Linked DNA regions of Mus musculus: region 1 is linked to region 2. A link is a loop called in an ENCODE intact Hi-C map of the cell type or tissue named here. Cell type or tissue: gastrocnemius. All regions are shown on one strand. Links, peaks and the distances in the headings refer to the core of each region. The heading gives the core; the rest is flanking DNA.

What was found. Peaks named below come from ENCODE experiments on the same cell type or tissue, not always from the same donor. Only the 100,000 strongest peaks of a DNase experiment are listed, where the experiment ranks them.
Region 1: it touches region 2 in a loop (4-fold over the local background); 13 of 42 quality-filtered maps call a loop at or near these places.

What each region holds. Positions count from the first base shown.
Region 1 is chr7:75,855,161-75,863,491 of GRCm38, reverse strand. The region is part of intron 1 of Klhl25 (kelch-like 25); the gene reads right to left. Among named protein-coding and RNA genes, the nearest start is that of Klhl25, 11 kb to the right of the region's middle. In gastrocnemius, for the core only: no CTCF peak of the experiment used is centred there; DNase peaks (open chromatin) are centred at 1,193, 1,395, 1,910, 3,416 and 1 more place; H3K27ac peaks cover 789 bases.
Region 2 is chr7:75,756,563-75,764,893 of GRCm38, reverse strand. No RefSeq gene overlaps it. Among named protein-coding and RNA genes, the nearest start is that of AU020206, 21 kb to the left of the region's middle. In gastrocnemius, for the core only: no CTCF peak of the experiment used is centred there; DNase peaks (open chromatin) are centred at 2,393, 2,599, 3,440 and 4,636.

The sequences.
Region 1 (8,331 bases), core at 65-8,064, 99 kb before region 2:
CAAACATGCAATCCTCAGCCTGTAACTGCTGAGATAACAGGCATGTGAAACCACACCCAGCTCTACCCCAACCCTATGCACTCAGCACCTGACAACCCCACATTAGCCTCCATAATTGATAACCAAGTTCCAGGCTGACTATAGTGGGAACTGGGAGTTTCACACATGGATGGACACCATCAAGACTGGTACTTTCTCCACTATAGAGGGGAAATCCTGGAACAGTTCAGAACATGGACCTCACCCGGCCTTTCCCAGGACAGCAGCTCTGCCTTCTCGGGGACAGAACATGGCAGGAGAGAAAAGCTTAAGGTCTCTGAAATCCAAGCAAGTATAAAGCAATATTACAAAGGACCCTGCAGGGAGTCCTGGTCAGAAAGGGGCCAACGGGTCAGTGCCAAGTAACCGAGCCATGCTGTGCTTACAAATTTTTAAAGAAAGACCGGGCATGGTGGTACACACCTTTAATTCCAGCACTCGTGACACTGAAGGAGGTGGATGTCTGTGAGTTCGAGGCCAAACTGGTCTTCAAAGTGAGTCCAGGAAAGGCAAGGGCTCGGATAAACAGAGGAACTCTGTCTCAAGAAAAAAAAGAAGGAAAAAAAAGGAAAGAAAGAAAAAGTGAAGAGGGTGTGGAGAGATGGCTCAGTGGCTAAGAGCAATGTCTGCTCTTCCAGAGGTCCTGAGTTCAATTCCCAGCAACCACATGGTGGATCACAACCATCTATACTGGGATGGGATGCCCTCTTCTGGCATGGAGGTGTACATGCATGCAGAAAAATCAATAAGCATAAAATAAGGAAGTAAATCTTTGAAAATAAACAAATGAGAACGTAACAGGTTCATTGCTAACTCTTCACGAGTGGCCTCGTCCTTTGCTCCCCTTGCCCCGCCCACCGTCCCTCCTGCTGCTCCGCCCTCTCCTTCAGGTGCTGGCCCACACACACACACACACACACAGGGAAAAGTAACTGTGGAAGGAAGATCTAACACTGGCTTTCTCTCCACTCCCCACCCCCAGTGACACCATTCCTGGGCATTTCAAGTATAACTTTTAATCCTGAGACCCAAATACAACCTTTTTTGGTCAGGACCTGTGAGGATACACTGTGTCAGCCAACGCCCCTCAGATGGCAGTGTCTTGGCAGAAACACACACTTGTGGTAATCGTCATCTTACTGACGCCACTTTTGGGTCACTCCCAGAGACCCAAAGAACTGTCACCATGCCACCAGTCACTGGGTCAGAGGGAAAACCCGTCCATGGCACTGCTGATTAAGAGTCTGCCCTGGAAGGACACACATTTCATTCTTAGCTCAGGGGCCAAAACCAGTCCCACAGCTTCCCTGGCCAGAGAAAGGCAGGAGTAATCTGCCATATGCCCCAGTAGTCCTGTAACTCAGATGAGAGCCTGCAGTGCAGATAGAAATGTTGGCAGGCAGCCCTGTGTGCTAACCCATCTAACCCCGGGCCTCAGCCTCAAGGCAATCCTATCTGCACAGGTTGGGAAAGCAGGCAGAGACCTTAGCACATTTGCCCAAAGGCCCACAGGCACTGGGGCAGAACCAGGTCTCTGGCTTAGGTCCCTACAACCTCTATGTGAGCCCAACACAACAAGGCTAGGGAAGGCACGCCACTGGACTCCAGATTTGACATACTTGCCCTGAACAAGGTTGGAGAGGAAGGCCTTAGCCTGGCATGTCACTAGATTCAGGAATCAAGACTGCTCTCTCTGCACAAAGCAACACCCCTTCTCCCCCAGGCTCTATCTAGTTAAGACAAGGAACACTCCATTGTGTCCTGTGCCCCAAGACATCCATAGCAGTAATGAATCCATATCTATCCTGAGCTCGGTGGCAAGTATGGAGCTGCCTCGGGTCACTGCTCTCTGTGTGTGTCCAAAAGTGCTGCCTTAGGGACAGGATAGGCCAGTTGCCCAGAGTTGTCCACCAACCCAAAAGGGTGTATGGAATTGGCCAGCTGCTCTCCAATGCCTTGCATAAAAGCTGTTGGATCCACATGCCCAGACATACTCATTCAAGATGCTTTGTGCCCACCTCTGCCTGGGTCCTGCCTAGAGCAACACGCACACTCAGGAGCTCTGCCATAAAGGACAAAGCAACAGTAATGAGTAAGATTGAAGGTGACAGCCCCTAGAACAATATCCCTGAATCCTGGCATTTCCATGTAAGTGAGTGCAGAGGCAGATAGGGTGCTGCCCCTACTTAGGGGTAAAATAGTCCATTCTTAGACATACAAAACACAATGACAGCATTTTCTTTCCTCATATAAGGCAGATACCAATGGACCCAGGGTATTAAAATGTAATGGGGGGGAGGGCACTGGCTGCCAGGTATCCACCGGGCAGATCAGAACCATCAGAACTACAGCTCCAGTGGCCCCAGTGCCTTCTTCTGGGCTCCTCAGACACCAGGCATGCAAGTGGTGCAGAACATGCCTACAAACCACCCAAACAATTATTCTTCTAAGTAATAATAGGCTGTGACTATAGCTCAGTTTGCAGAGGGCTTGCACACCAATGGCCCTGGATTTGATGTCAGCACTTCATAAATTGGGATGTGATACCATGCACCTGCATTCTCAGAAGACAATTTAGAGGCAGCAGGATCAGAAGTTCAAGGTCACCTTCGGCTACAACTAAACTATCAAGTTTATGTCAGAATGATGGCCCAGTGGGTTAAGATGCTGGCTGCCAAGCCTGATGCCTAAATTTGATCCCCAGAACCCTCATGGTGGAAGAAGGGAACCAACGCTTGTTAACTTTCTGATCTCCGCATATATGAACACATACACAAATATACGTACACATACACAAAATACATAAATGGTAAAAACTAAACGGCATAGGGAAGGGGGGTGGGAAGAGGCAGCAAGAACAAGTAAAATTAACCACAGATAAACATTTCTAACTGGTTATAGTGGGGCTGGGCACATGGCACAGGTAAACTACCTAGCCCCATGGAAAACTCATGAAGACTCAGATCACAGCCATTATCCCCACTCCGTCATGCCGGTTTTAACCTCCACCTCACACAAGACTCTTCCGGAATCCGTTCTCAGGTGTTTGAAGGATTTGTATTTTCATGTTTACACCAAATCCAAGTCTCATCACTTTGGTGGCTGTTTTCTCCTGAGATAAATTCTTGGGATAAGAAAGACAGATGTATTGCATTGTATTGCAAGTTCCGTGTGCCAGGCCACGCTTCTGCCATGCTTCTGCTGTCCCTACAGCAAAGAGGCTTCTTCCAGCCCTGAGAGCTAGCTAGCACAGACTCAAGGCCATCAGGGCAGGCAGCAGCGGGTACTTAGCTTGCACACACCACCACCTGCTCCCCTCCACTGTCTTGGGCCCAGATCTCCATAACCAGCGGTAGCTCCAGATGGGAGCAAGGCCAATGGAGAGCACTCCAGCCAGAGAAAAGCAACCTGAGCTCTCTCTCTCAGGTTCTCCCCTCTGACGCAATCATTTCCTTCCTCTCACTTAGTCAGCGAGCCTGAGAAGGAACAGTGCACAGTGCACCGCCCTACACACAACACCAGACACTCTGTAGGGTTGTAGGGCTCGCAGGTTCGTGGATACTCAGAAAGAGGCTGCCTCTCCAGCAATCTGGCCCCACAGATGGACTCATTAGGAACACACTGGCCTGGATATTAAAATCTATGAGCCTCCTGGAGTAAGGGCGATACAAGCGAGCAGAAAACAATAAATGAGATTAAAATAACTGGTCATGTCCCTGGAGAGGATTGCCTTCTGTCTCCATGAGCCCTGGCTTCCATGAAGATCATGTTGCCAATCCCAAAGAACATACACGCTCCAAGACTCAGCTTGCATACTCACTCTCTCTTAATTAAACATTTATATGTATTCTTATCTTTGGAGTTGGGAACATATGTGCCACGAATTGAATGTGGAAACCAGAGAGCAACTTGCAGATACTGGTGGGTCTCCATAAACCATGTGGGTCCCAAGGATGGAACTGTGGTCTTCAGGCTTGATGGCAGCCACCTCACTGGCCCCCAGCTTGTCTAGGAGCACAAGGAAGAAGGCAGCCAGCACCACCTCTTAGGAGATCAACCAGGTCCCCTTTGCCTCACCCAACATTTCCAGTCCTAGCAATCTTCCTTCAGTTCACTCAGACAGGAGCATCCACAGACGGATGAGGTGTCTCCAAAGAGCCAGGAGCCTCAGTGCTCACGACGGGTCTGATAGCTACCTTTGCATGGGTCTCTGCGGTAAAGTAGTACTACACACCTTCATACACACGTGAGAGCGCGAGTACGCATGCACACACGCACTCACACACACTCCTGGGGGGGGGGGGGCAAGAGGAGAGAGAGAGAGAGAGAGAGAGAGAGAGAGATTTTCGCATAGGCAGAGTTGCTTTCCATAAATCAATTTGAAACTTTCTCCACAGCGCTGACTGGCTGAATTCTCCTTGCTGTAGGCTTCAGTCTGCTAAGATATGTGATGCTGATTACAGGACATGAAAAAACGTCAGTCTCACCCAGATACAGCCTCTTCGGATAACCAGGGCCACTCTTCCCTGAGCAGTGGCGGTTTCTTTATGTGCCACTGAAGTGTGGGATTTGACCCGTATCAATGAATTTTGTACTCTGCCACATTCCCAGCTTCACCTTGACTGCATCCTTTACCGAGCAGGTTCTGTAACCTGGTGCGTGGGTCACGTGGAAGACACTGGCTCCCTGTGTTGTGCACCAGGAGAAAGCTAGCAAGGCAGGCGATGCCTCAGCATTACTGGGAAAACTGTTTTGATCTGGGGGCCCTCAAGGGAGCTTCACCCTAACAGTGGTTTGCAAAACTCCTCCATATTAACCACGCTTTCTCTGGAACCTACAGAAACTCCAGTAGGGATGTGTTGGAGGGGGATAACTGACACGCACACACCCAAGATGGGACTGGAGTCAGTATCAAGATCAGCTGAGCCCGGGACCTCCCGCATCCAAGCACCATGAGCTGTGAGCCTTGTGGCCCACACTTCTTCACGTTCTTCCTCCCCACCCCCAGCCTGCAGCACCTGGCAGTCACTGGGCTGCCGGAATCCCTCAGGTGCCCTCAGATGCCCAGCAGGTCCATTGCTCCTGTCACTGTCAGAAGTCTCTCGCCACAGCATCAACTCCCTCTCCTCCTAAACGACAGGCTTCCCTCAGCAAAGGACAGGACCATGCTTTGGGCCTCACAGCTGACATTTCCTGGTCTCTTCAAATTACAGACATATGCATACTTACAGCAAATACATGGATGCCCATAAACAGCCCCTCAGTCATAGATGCTTGCACACGTTCAACCTCTCCTGCTCAAAGGCCTTCAATGAATTTGGATGTTCAAGTCTTATTCAACCCGTTCTCTCCTCTCCAGATCTACAGCCTACCCCAGCTTTTTCCCCTCCCACCCTCCCTCTCAAGTCCCCCACACACACAATCCCTCTGCCTCACACCCCCAGCTTCTTGGTTGTTCAGCACACCTTATACACAGTAGAGCCTGAGAAAACCAACTCGACAGGCATTTCCAGACACTCACTATGCACTGCACCCATAGCAAGAGGGGCATCTGTCTGTCTCTTACATGAACACACCCTCTGTTCTGCTGGAGCACAGGGACCTGCTTCTGACAGCCACCGTGGCCTACTGTGCTTCACTCTGTCTGCAGCTCCAAGGGTGGGATTCTGTGTCCCCTTTGTATGTGCTAGATGCTCAATAAGTCCCATGTCAGTGCTATCCACTGGAGTAAGAACGGACATGTCCAGAGGCCTATTGTATACCTGCACGGCAGGCTCCCACTGTTGGTCATGTTAAGGTATAATCAGTATGTTTCACACCTACATTTTAAAAACACATTATTTTTATGTGTATGAGTGTTTGTCCCTGAATGTGTTTATGGACCGCCTGCTTGCCTGGTGCCTTGGGGGCCACAAATGGGCATGAGCTTCCCTGGAACTGGGGTTTACAGATGGTAATGGGCAGCCACGTGGGTGCTGAGAGCCCAATCCAGGTCATCTGCAGGGGCAGCAAATGCCCCTAACCACTGAGCCATCTCTACCGGCCCCATGTTTATTCATTTAAGCCAGGTGGTTCACACATACATTGCCAATAATTGAGAGGCAGAGAATCAATCATTTAGTTCTGGGCTAGCCTGGGCTATATATTAATTTAGTGGACAATCTGAGCTAAGAGTGAGTCCTTATCTATAAACAAAATGAGTCATTTTCAGTTCTCCAGTGATGCTCTTGGAGGGTGGTCCGTCCATAAAGCACACAAGCCCAGCAGGGGACACCAACCTCAAGCAGCCTGACAGAAGAGCTGTGTGACAAGTGCCCCAGCTCCAAATCCCAGGCTGATCAAGATACCTGGTTTTCTCATCTGGAAAACAGTAGTAGTTAAACGTGTGTCCTATCTTTGAGCTTCTATCCTGTAATTAAACTGGAGCGTGTCAAGAGCCCGGCAGTGGGACACACTAATGGTTCAGTCCCCTGCCATCACTGCCGCCAGCTCCTCCGTTCACCAGCAGCACTAGCCCTGGGCAGGCAGAATTCTCAGACAGAGCCCCTCATCCCACTGGTGGTCTTATTCTGTGGAGAGGTGGCCCTACATGACAAGGTTACAGGTGCAATGGCTGATCGCCCTGGGATGATCATGGCTCAATTGATAAAGAGCTCAATGCAGGCATGAGGGCCTGAACTGCATCCCAAGACCCACATTAAGAAGCCACGTGTGGCCGGGCGTGGTGGTGCACGCCTTTAATCCCAGCACTCGTGAGGCAGAGGCAGGTGGATTTCTGAGTTTGAGGCCAGCCTGGTCTACAAAGCGAGTTCCAGGACAGCCAGGGCTACACAGAGAAACCCTGTCTCGAAAAACAAAAAACAAACAAAAAAAGCCATGTGTGGGACGACACACTCTCAGCTCTCAGCCCTAGTGAGGCAGAGACAGGTAGAACCTGGGGCTCATTGGCTGCTCAGCCTAACTTATTTGGTAAGTTCCAGGTCACCGTGAGGTCATATTTCAAAACCACCAAGGTAGACAGTGCTTGTTTGACACCCAAGGTCAACAAGCTCTCACCTCGCAGGAACCCACATGCGCACGTACCCTCACGTCCACACAGTTGCCCTTAGGGTGGACCTAACCTCAAAAAGCAAAGCAACGACAGCTTTCTAGGCTGAGAAGACAGAGTGCTCCGTCAGTAAAGTGCTCGCTAAACAAGCCTAAGGCCTTGCGTTTGATCCCAAATCTTATAAATTAGGCACGGTGAGAGACCAGCGTGGCAGTAGTGGTCTCCTCCTGTAATCCTACAACCCGGGAAGCTGGGGCTGGAAGATTGCTAGTTTGAAGCCAGCCTGGGCCACCACACCCAGTAAAACTTGTCCACCACTTACTTTTGGAATTTTCCACTTGGTATTTTCAAACCACTTGACCTCAGAAAAGTGAGTGACGCTACAGAGAGTGAAGCTGAAGATGGGGAAGGCTACCCTGTAAGCCCTAGGGGCCCTCGAGACTGAAACCAGGAAAGGCAGATGGAGGATTTGTCCAAAGGTTAAGGGACAACCCACTAGGTGCCAACAGTTCTTACTCATCTCTGTGCCTTGCACTTAGCAGAGTAGGTAGCATCCAATGGGAGCTCAGTAATTTTAATAAAGCTCCAACTTCTGTCCCCTAGGCTCCCTCCATAGCTGCATGACACCCCCCTTCCCCCCCAACTGGCTTCACGTGCAATTCCCTAGAGGAATTCAGCAAAGGCCTCTTTTATACTTCAAAGAAAACTGCCGGGCTGGCATGTAGCTAGTTGGTCCTGTTTGTTTAACATGCACAGAACTCAGGGCTTGATGGCCAGAGCTGCATGGACAGAAAATGGGGTCACACACCTGTAATCTCATTCTTTAGGGGGTAAGGGCAAGATGATGGATGTTTAAGGTCATCCTTGACTGCAAAGCATGATAGTATGAGACCAGCCTGGGCTGCATAAGACCCAGTCTAAAAAAAAAAAGGAAAAGAAAACTGTAGACACAAGAAGTCACTGAGCAAGCCCCCTGTATGTCCGCAAACAAATATGCCCTGCTTTAGGCATCAAGTGACTGGTGTGCAGTGTCTCCTGCCTCAGTCTCGCTGCCAGGCAAACCCTGACATTTTGCCTATAATTATATCTTTCAAAAGAAAGTCCTAGTTGGGTTGATAAAAATAGCAACTACAACTTCCTGCAACACAGACAGCTACACTGTGGGTGCTTCCGCCTGAGAGGAAACCTGGCGACCCGGCCTACTACTACTTGGGGCCAAGCCTGTCCACAAAGCCTGGGGTGAC
Region 2 (8,331 bases), core at 186-8,185:
AGGCTGTATATCTGGAGAGGAGGGAACGGGTTGAATAAGACTTGAACATCCAAATTCATTGAAGGCCTTTGAGCAGGAGAGGTTGAACGTGTGCAAGCATCTATGAGTGAGGGGCTGTTTATGGGCATCCGTGCATTTGCTGTAAGTGTGCATATGTCTGTAATTTGAAGAGACCAGGAAATGTCGGCTGTGAGGCCCAAAGCATGGTCCTGTCCTTTGCTGAGGGAAGCCTGTCGTTTAGGAGGAGAGGGAGTTGATGCTGTGGCGAGAGACTTCTGACAGTGACAGGAGCAATGGACCTGCTGGGCATCTGAGGGCACCTGAGGGATTCCTGAGCCCAGTGACTGCCAGGTGCTGCAGGCTGGGAGTGGGGAGGAAGAACGTGAAGAAGTGTGGGCCACAAGGCTCACAGCTCATGGTGCTTGGATGCGGGAGGTCCCGGGCTCAGCTGATCTTGATACTGACTCCAGCCCCATCTTGGGTGTATGCGTGTCAGTTATCCCCCTCCAACACATCCCTTCTGGAGTTTCTGTAGGTTCCAGAGAAAGCGTGGTTTATATGGAGGAGTTTTGCAAACCACTGTCAGGGTGAAGCTCCCTTGAGGGCCCCCAGATCAAAACAGTTTTCCCAGTAATGCTGAGGCATCGCCTGCCTTGCTAGCTTTCTCCTGGTGCACAACGCAGGGAGCCAGTGTCTTCCACGTGACCCACGCACCAGGTTACAGAACCTGCTCGGTAAAGGATGCAGTCAAGGTGAAGCTGGGTATGTGGCAGAGTACAAAATTCATTGATACGGGTCAGATCCCACACTTCAGTGGCACATAAAGAAACCGCCACTGCTCAGGGAAGAGTGGCCATGGTTACCCGAAAAGGCTGTATCTGGGTGAGACTGACGTTTTTCATGTCCTGTAATCAGCATCACATATCTTAGCAGACTGAAGCCTACAGCAAGGAGAATTCAGCCAGTCAGCGCTGTGGAGAAAGTTTCAAATTGATTTATGGAAAGCAACTCTGCCTATGCGAAAATCTCTCTCTCTCTTCTCTCTCTCTCTCTCTCTCTTCTCGCTCCCCCCCTCATGAGTGTGTGTGAGTGCGTGTGTGCATGCGTACTCGCGCTCTCACATGTGTATGAAGGTGTGTAGTACTACTTTACCGCAGAGACCGATGCAAAGGTAGCTATCAGACCCGTCGTGAGCACTGAGGCTCCTGGCTCTTTGGAGACACCTCATCCGTCTGTGGATGCTCCTGTCTGGGTGAACTGAAGGAAGATTGCTAGGACTGGAAATGTTGGGTGGGGCAAAGGGGACCTGGTTGATCTCCCAAGAGGTGGTGCTGGCTGCCTTCTTCCTTGTGTTCCTGGAAGAACTGTGGGCCAGTGAGGTGGCTCAGTGGGTAAGAGTGTCTGCTATCGAGCCTGAAGACCATAGTTCCATCCGTGGGAACCACATGTTGGAAGGAGAGACCAGTGTTTGTGAGCTGCTCTCTGGTTTCTACCTTCAAATCATGGCACATATATATTTATATCGATATTTATATGTATCTATATCTATATAAATACATATAAAATTTTTATTTATTTTTTATTTCTTGTCCTCACATAGGGGCAGCACCCTATCTGCCTCTGCACATGCCTATATGGAAATGCCAGGGTTCAGGGATATTGTTCTGGAGGCTGTCACCTTCAATCTCACTCATTACTGTTGCTTTGTCCTTTATGGCAGAGCTCCTGAGTGTGCGTGTTGCTCTAGGCAGGACCCAGCCAGATGTGGGCACGAAGCATCTTGAATGAGCATGGCTGGGCATGTGGATCCAACAGCTTTTATGCAAGGCATTGGAGAGCAGCTAGCCAATTCCATACACCCTCTTGGGTTGGTGGACAACTCTGGGCAACTGGCCTATCCTGTCCCTAAGGCAGCATTTTTGGACACACACAGAGAGCAGTGACCCGAGGCAGCTCCATACTTGCCACTGAGCTCAGGATAGATATGGATTCATTACTGCTATGGATGTCTTGGGGCACAGGACACAATGGAGTGTTCCTTGTCTTAACTAGATAGAGCCTGGGGGAGAAGGGGTATTGCTTTGTGCAGAGAGAGCAGTCTTGATTCCTGAATCTAGTGACATGCCAGGCTAAGGCCTTCCCCTCCAACCTTGTTCAGGGCAAGTATGTCAAATCTGGAGTCCAATGGCGTGCCTTCCCCAGACTTGTTGTGTTGGGCTCACATAGAGGTTGTAGGGACCTAAGCCAGAGACCTGGTTCTGCCCCAGTGCCTGTGGGCCTTTGGGCAAATGTGCTAAGGTCTCTGCCTGCTTTCCCAACCTGTGCAGATAGGATTGCCTTGAGGCTGAGGCCCGGGGTTAGATGGGTTAGCACACAGGGCTGCCTGCCAGCATTTCTATCTGCACTGCAGGCTCTCATCTGAGTTACAGGACTACTGGGGCATATGACAGATTACTCCTGCCTTTCTCTGGCCAGGGAAGCTGTGGGACTGGTTTTGGCCCCTGAGCTAAGAATGAAATGTGTGTCCTTCCAGGGCAGACTCTTAATCAGCAGTGCCATGGACGGGTTTTCCCTCTGACCCAGTGACTGGTGGCATGGTGACAGTTCTTTGGGTCTCTGGGAGTGACCCAAAAGTGGTGTCAGTAAGATGAAGCTTACCACAAGTGTGTGTTTCTGCCAAGACACTACCATCTGAGGGGCGTTGGCTGCTGCAGTGTATCCTCACAGGTCCTGACCAAAACAGGTTGTACTTGGGTCTCAGGATTAAGACTTGTACATGAAATGCCCAGGAATGGTGGCACTGGGGGTGGGGAGTGGAGAGAAAGCCAGTGTTAGATCTTCCTTCCACAGTTACTTTTCCCTGTGTGTGTGTGTGGGCCAGCACCTGAAGGAGAGGGTGGAGCAGCAGGAGGGACGGTGGGCGGGGCAAGGGGAGCAAAGGACGAGGCCACTCGTGAAGAATTAGCAATGAACCTGTTACGTTCTCATTTGTTTATTTTCAAAGATTTATTTCCTTATTTTATGCTTATTGATTTCTCTGTATGCATGTACACCTCCATGCCAGAAGAGGGCATCCCATCCCAGTATAGATGGTTGTGATCCACCATGTGGTTGCTGGGAACTGAACTCAGGACCTCTGGAAGAGCAGACATTGCTCTTAGCCACTGAGCCATCTCTCTACACCCTCTTCATTTTTTCTTTCTTTCCTTTTTTTTCCTTCTTTTTTTTTCTTGAGACAGAGTTCCTCTGTGTATCAGAGCCCTTGCCTTTCCCGCACTCAGTTTGTAGACCAGGATGGCCTCGAACTCACAGACCTCCACCTCCCTCAGTGTCTAGTGTTGGAATTAAAGGTGTGTACCACCGTGCCCGGTCTTTCTTTAAAAATTTGTAAGCACAGCATGGCTCGGTCACTTGGCACTGACCCGTTGGCCCCTTTCTGACCAGGACTCCCTGCTGGGTCCTTTGTAATATTGCTTTATCCTTGCTTGGATTTCAGAGACCTTAAGCTTTTTTCTCCTGCCATGTTCTGTCCCCGAGAAGGCAGAGCTGCTGTCCTGGGAAAGACTGGGCGAAGTCCATGTTCTGAACTGTTCCAGGATTTCCCTTCTATAGTGGAGAAAGTACCAGTCTTGATGGTGTCCATCTGTGTGTGAAACTCCCAGTTCCCACTATTGTCAGCCTGAAACTTGGTTATCAATTATGGAGGCTAATGTGGGGTTGTCAGGTGCTGAGTGCATAGGGTTGGGGTAGAGCTGGGTGTGGTTTCACATGCCTGTTATCTCAGTAGCTACAGGCTGAGGATTGCATGTTTGAGGCTTGCCTGAGCTGCACAGTGAAGCCCTGTGTGGAAAAAACAAAGTCTGTGCTCTTTTGCCCATTCTAAGGCATTTCTTACTCCCTTCCTTCCTAACTTTGTGTGCAGGCAAGCTGGGGAGGTGAGCCGGTGTGGAGAACTCACTTGTGTCCTCACTGATCTATATGGGGTATGATGTCATGGGCATGCCCAGGAGAGGCTAGCACAGCACAGCTGATCTTGACGCAGTAGCAGATGGAAGCTAGGCTGTCCACCTGTTTGTGTTATAGGTCCTGGAAGTGCGAATGCCCTGCCCTGTGAGCTCAGGGATGAGTGTTAGCTTGCCTTGCTCCCCTTGCAGGCAGGAACGTTTGCTAACCTGAATTGGAAATCTGTGCATTACCAAGCCCTGCTTCTCCTTTCATTCTAGACCACAGCTGTGTCAGGCTGTGTGTGATGTGTGTGGTGCAGGCAGGGCAAGAGGTGTGAGCTCAGAGCCTTGAAGCTGAGAGAAGTGGCTTGTGCCTGTGGTTCAGTCTTCAGGGGCCACCACAGAAGATGCTGAAAGAGACCCTGTCTCAAGCAGTCTTTTCATAAGAATTTGCTCAGAGCTTACAGTGGTGGTTCATGCCTAGCCAGGCTGTGAGGGCAGTGTGGGCTTTCATCTTCTCTCTCTTTTTTATCCCACACACTGCATGGTTCCTCCTGCCTGGGCCAGAAGCTGACAGCTCCAGCCCCGGGCGGCAGCAGCTCAAGTTGTCCTTAACTCTAGGCAGGGAAATGAAGTTCTCCAGCGTCACCTGTGCTCTGGTGTCCAAAGCTGGCAGCGGCTCGTGTGGAGAGAAGCATCCAGAGGCATGGGTTGGCACCAGCAACCTATGACATTCGTGCAGAGCCTTGAGGCTGATTGCCAGGCCTGACAGTGGTGGACAGAGGAAGAGCCAGGGTCCCTTGGCACCAGAGCGCAGCCTTTGACTGTATGGCCTTTGTCTGTGGGAGATGGGAATGTTACTCCTGCAAGTGCTGGGGCTCCAGGATTCTACCAGCATGTCACTTTTCTTAGGGAGAAGAGGCCAGCACAGAGCTCACACCCAACACTGTGACTACCCTGACTACTCTTCCCTCATGCTGTCTCCCCCCCTCCAAGTTTTTTTTTTTTTTTTTTTTAACAACAAAATGACACACTTGACACCTGTCCAGAATATCAGTGTTGCCCAGACAGTAAAAGTTTCACAGCAGCAAGGGACATGTTAAGAATGGGTAGTCCCAAGGGGAGTCAGACAGAAAGGCACAAGTCACTGAAAGGGCCACACCCTTGGAATTCTATTGACAAAGGCCCAGCAGCATAGCCCGTCTTTGTATGCCTTTCTGTTCATTTTATGTCGGTTCAATCACCCACCATCACCCACTCATCCAACCTTATACCTTTCATAAGTGTGGCATTCTGAATTCCATAGAATCTGCCTGGAGCTTTCTGTTTGGTTTTCCTTCGTCGTGGTATGTAGTCTGGTACTGTGCAGCTCTGTGGGCTCCTGTGGTCATTCAGGTAGACAGTGGAGATCTGTAGTGCCTTTGTCTTCTTGGGTGGGGGTTTCTGGGAAGTGTGGGCTGTTACTGGGACCCATTGTAAGTGGAGGGGCATTATGCTTTGCACCTGCTCTACCTGTAAGGTCATTTTGACTTAAAAAGATACAAGAGACACATGGGTGTCATTAGGGGACAGACTATTATAAAAAATTCTTGTGTTTTTACTTATTAAGAATGAACATTTAGAATCACCAAGGTTTCCATGTTCATGTCTGCAACATGTTCAACATGTTCATGTCTGCAACATGCTCCATGTTCATGTCTGCAACAAACCACTTGTAGGAGGAAGGGTGTTAGGTTTGACCCCACCCCCCACACCCACACCCACACCCACACCCACACCCACACACACCCACATACACACACACACACACACACACACACACACACACACACACACACACACAGTGGCTGAGGTGCATACTTAACAATCAAAGTAGACCTAGCTGCTAGGATCGCCTTGACATCCATCCTTCAGTTCCTACCTGTTACAAGGCCTTCCTGGCTGGCATACCCCACTGTCTTAGTTAGGGTTTCCATTGCTGTGAAGAGACCTCTCGACCAAGGCAACTCTTCTGAAGAAGAACACTTAATTGGGATTGGCTTACAGTTCCAGCGGAGCTGGAGAAGCTGAGAGTTCCCCATCTTGGTTGGCAGGCAGCAGCAGGAGACTGTGATACATTAAGCATAGCGTGGACATATATATGAGACCTCAAAGCCTGCCCACCAGAACAGTAACACATTTTCTCCAACAAGCCACACCTATTCCAACAAGGCCACACCTCCTAATAGTGCCACTTTCTATGGGCCAAGCATTCAACCACAAGCCTTTGGGGGCCATACCTACTCAAACCATTACATCTGCTTCTATCTTCAACTTCTCCAGGAACTGGGAATGTTCTACTCTAAACATGGCTGTGATTTTGCCAGAGGTCCTGGGTATTTCTTTTTTTTTTTTTCCATTTTTTATTAGGTATTTAGCTCATTTACATTTCCAATGCTATACCAAAAGTCCCCCATACCCACCCACCCCCACTCCCCTACCCACCCACTCCCCCTTTTTGGCCCTGGCACTCCCCTGTACTGGGGCATATGAAGTTTGCGTGTCCAGTGGGCCTCTCTTTCCAGTGATGGCCGACTAGGCCATCTTTTGATACATATGCAGCTAGAGTCAAGAGCTCCGGGGTACTGGTTAGTTCATAATGTTGTTCCACCTATAGGGTTGCAGATCCCTTTAGCTCCTTGGGTTCTTTCTCTAGCTCCTCCATTGGGAGCCCTGTGATCCATCCATTAGCTGACTGTGAGCATCCACTTTTGTGTTTGCTAGGCCCCCTGGGTATTTCTTAAAATGGATCTCTCCATTTTAAGACTTACACATAGTGCTTGAAATGTCTAAAAAACGACGGGGCATAGTAGTTTACAAACGTAATCCCAACACTTGGGAGGCTGAGGCAGGGGGATTTTCTTGAGTTTGAGGCCCAGCCTGGGCTACATAGTGAGTTTCTGGCCAGTTTGAATTACTTAGTGATACTTTGCCTCAAAAATGACAGGGATTAGTGAGGCGACTTAGCGGGTGAAGGGGTGTGTGCAAGCCCGAAGCCCTGAGAGTTCATCTCTGGAATCCATCCATGTAAAGGTTTGGAAGGAGATAACTCACTCCATAAGGCTGTCCTCTGATATCCACATGCATTTCATGACACAAGTTGTGTCCTTCACCCTCCTCCCCATACACACACACTTGTCTTAGCAATGTTTACTGGCTGGTTTTGTGTGTCAACTTGACACAAGCTGGAGTTATCACAAAGAAAGGAGCCTCCCTTGAGGAAATGCCTCTGTGAGATCCAGCTGTAAGGCATTTTCTCAATTCGTGATCAAGGGGTGGAAGGGCCCATTGTGAGTGGTGCCATCCCTGGGCTGGTAGTCCTGGGTTCTTATCCTGTCCCGCGGGATTCAGTTATTCGTGGGTGCGAGGGGGACCTCGAACCTGGAAGGAAATGGGAATAAAAGAAAGAAAGTCGGAGGACCAAGTAGATATGTCAACCTATCAAGGTCTCGTTTATTAGGCTGAGGTGCCTTCTTTTTAAAGCATACATCGCGGGGAATATGGGAGGGGTCAAGGGAGAATTATACAAAGAACAAAGAAGTGGGCATCTGCTGACATGGGGGCCGAAGTCAGGCGCCAGGCATCGGGCACTCTGGATCTTATTTCTGGAACATTGATCCTCCTTGACAGCCTTGGGGGTCAGGCTGGGCTCAGGCGTGACTTATGTCCTTGGATAGCATGGGAACTCAGGAAGAGATAGGGAAGAGGGGACTATAATTTAGCTTTTACAGCCTCAGGTGCCAAGAAAGGAATAGGAAGGAAGGGGGGTGATAACCAGCTCTTAGTACAAGGCCATTTGGCCTGTTAGGGAGATTGTGAAGGGCTCACTTTCTCACGGGATGGTCTCTGACAGGTTCTATAAGAAAGCAAGCTGAGCAAGCCAGGGGAAGCAAGCCAGTAAGTAACATTCCTCCATGGCCTCTGCATCGGCTCCTGCTTCCTGACCTGCTTGAGTTCCAGTCCTGCATCTTTTGGTGATCAACAGCAATGTGGAAAGTGTAAGCTGAATAAACCCTTTCTTCACCAACCTGCTTCTTGGTCATGATGTTTTGTGCAGGAAGAAAACCCCTGACTAAGACACAATGGTTTCCACCTTAATCCCAGCACTCGGGAGGCAGAGGCAGGTGGATTTCTGAGTTCGAGGCCAGCCTGGTTTACAAAGTGAGTTCCAGGATAGCCAGGGCTATACAGAGAAACCCTGTCTCGAAAAAAAAACAAAAACAAAAAAAACAAAAACAACAACAAAAAAAAAAACCCCACAATTGTTTCTATTGCTATGACTTAAAAAAAAAAAAAAAAAAAAAAAAAAAAAAAGGGCCATAGGCTGGAGAGAGATGGCTCAGCAGTT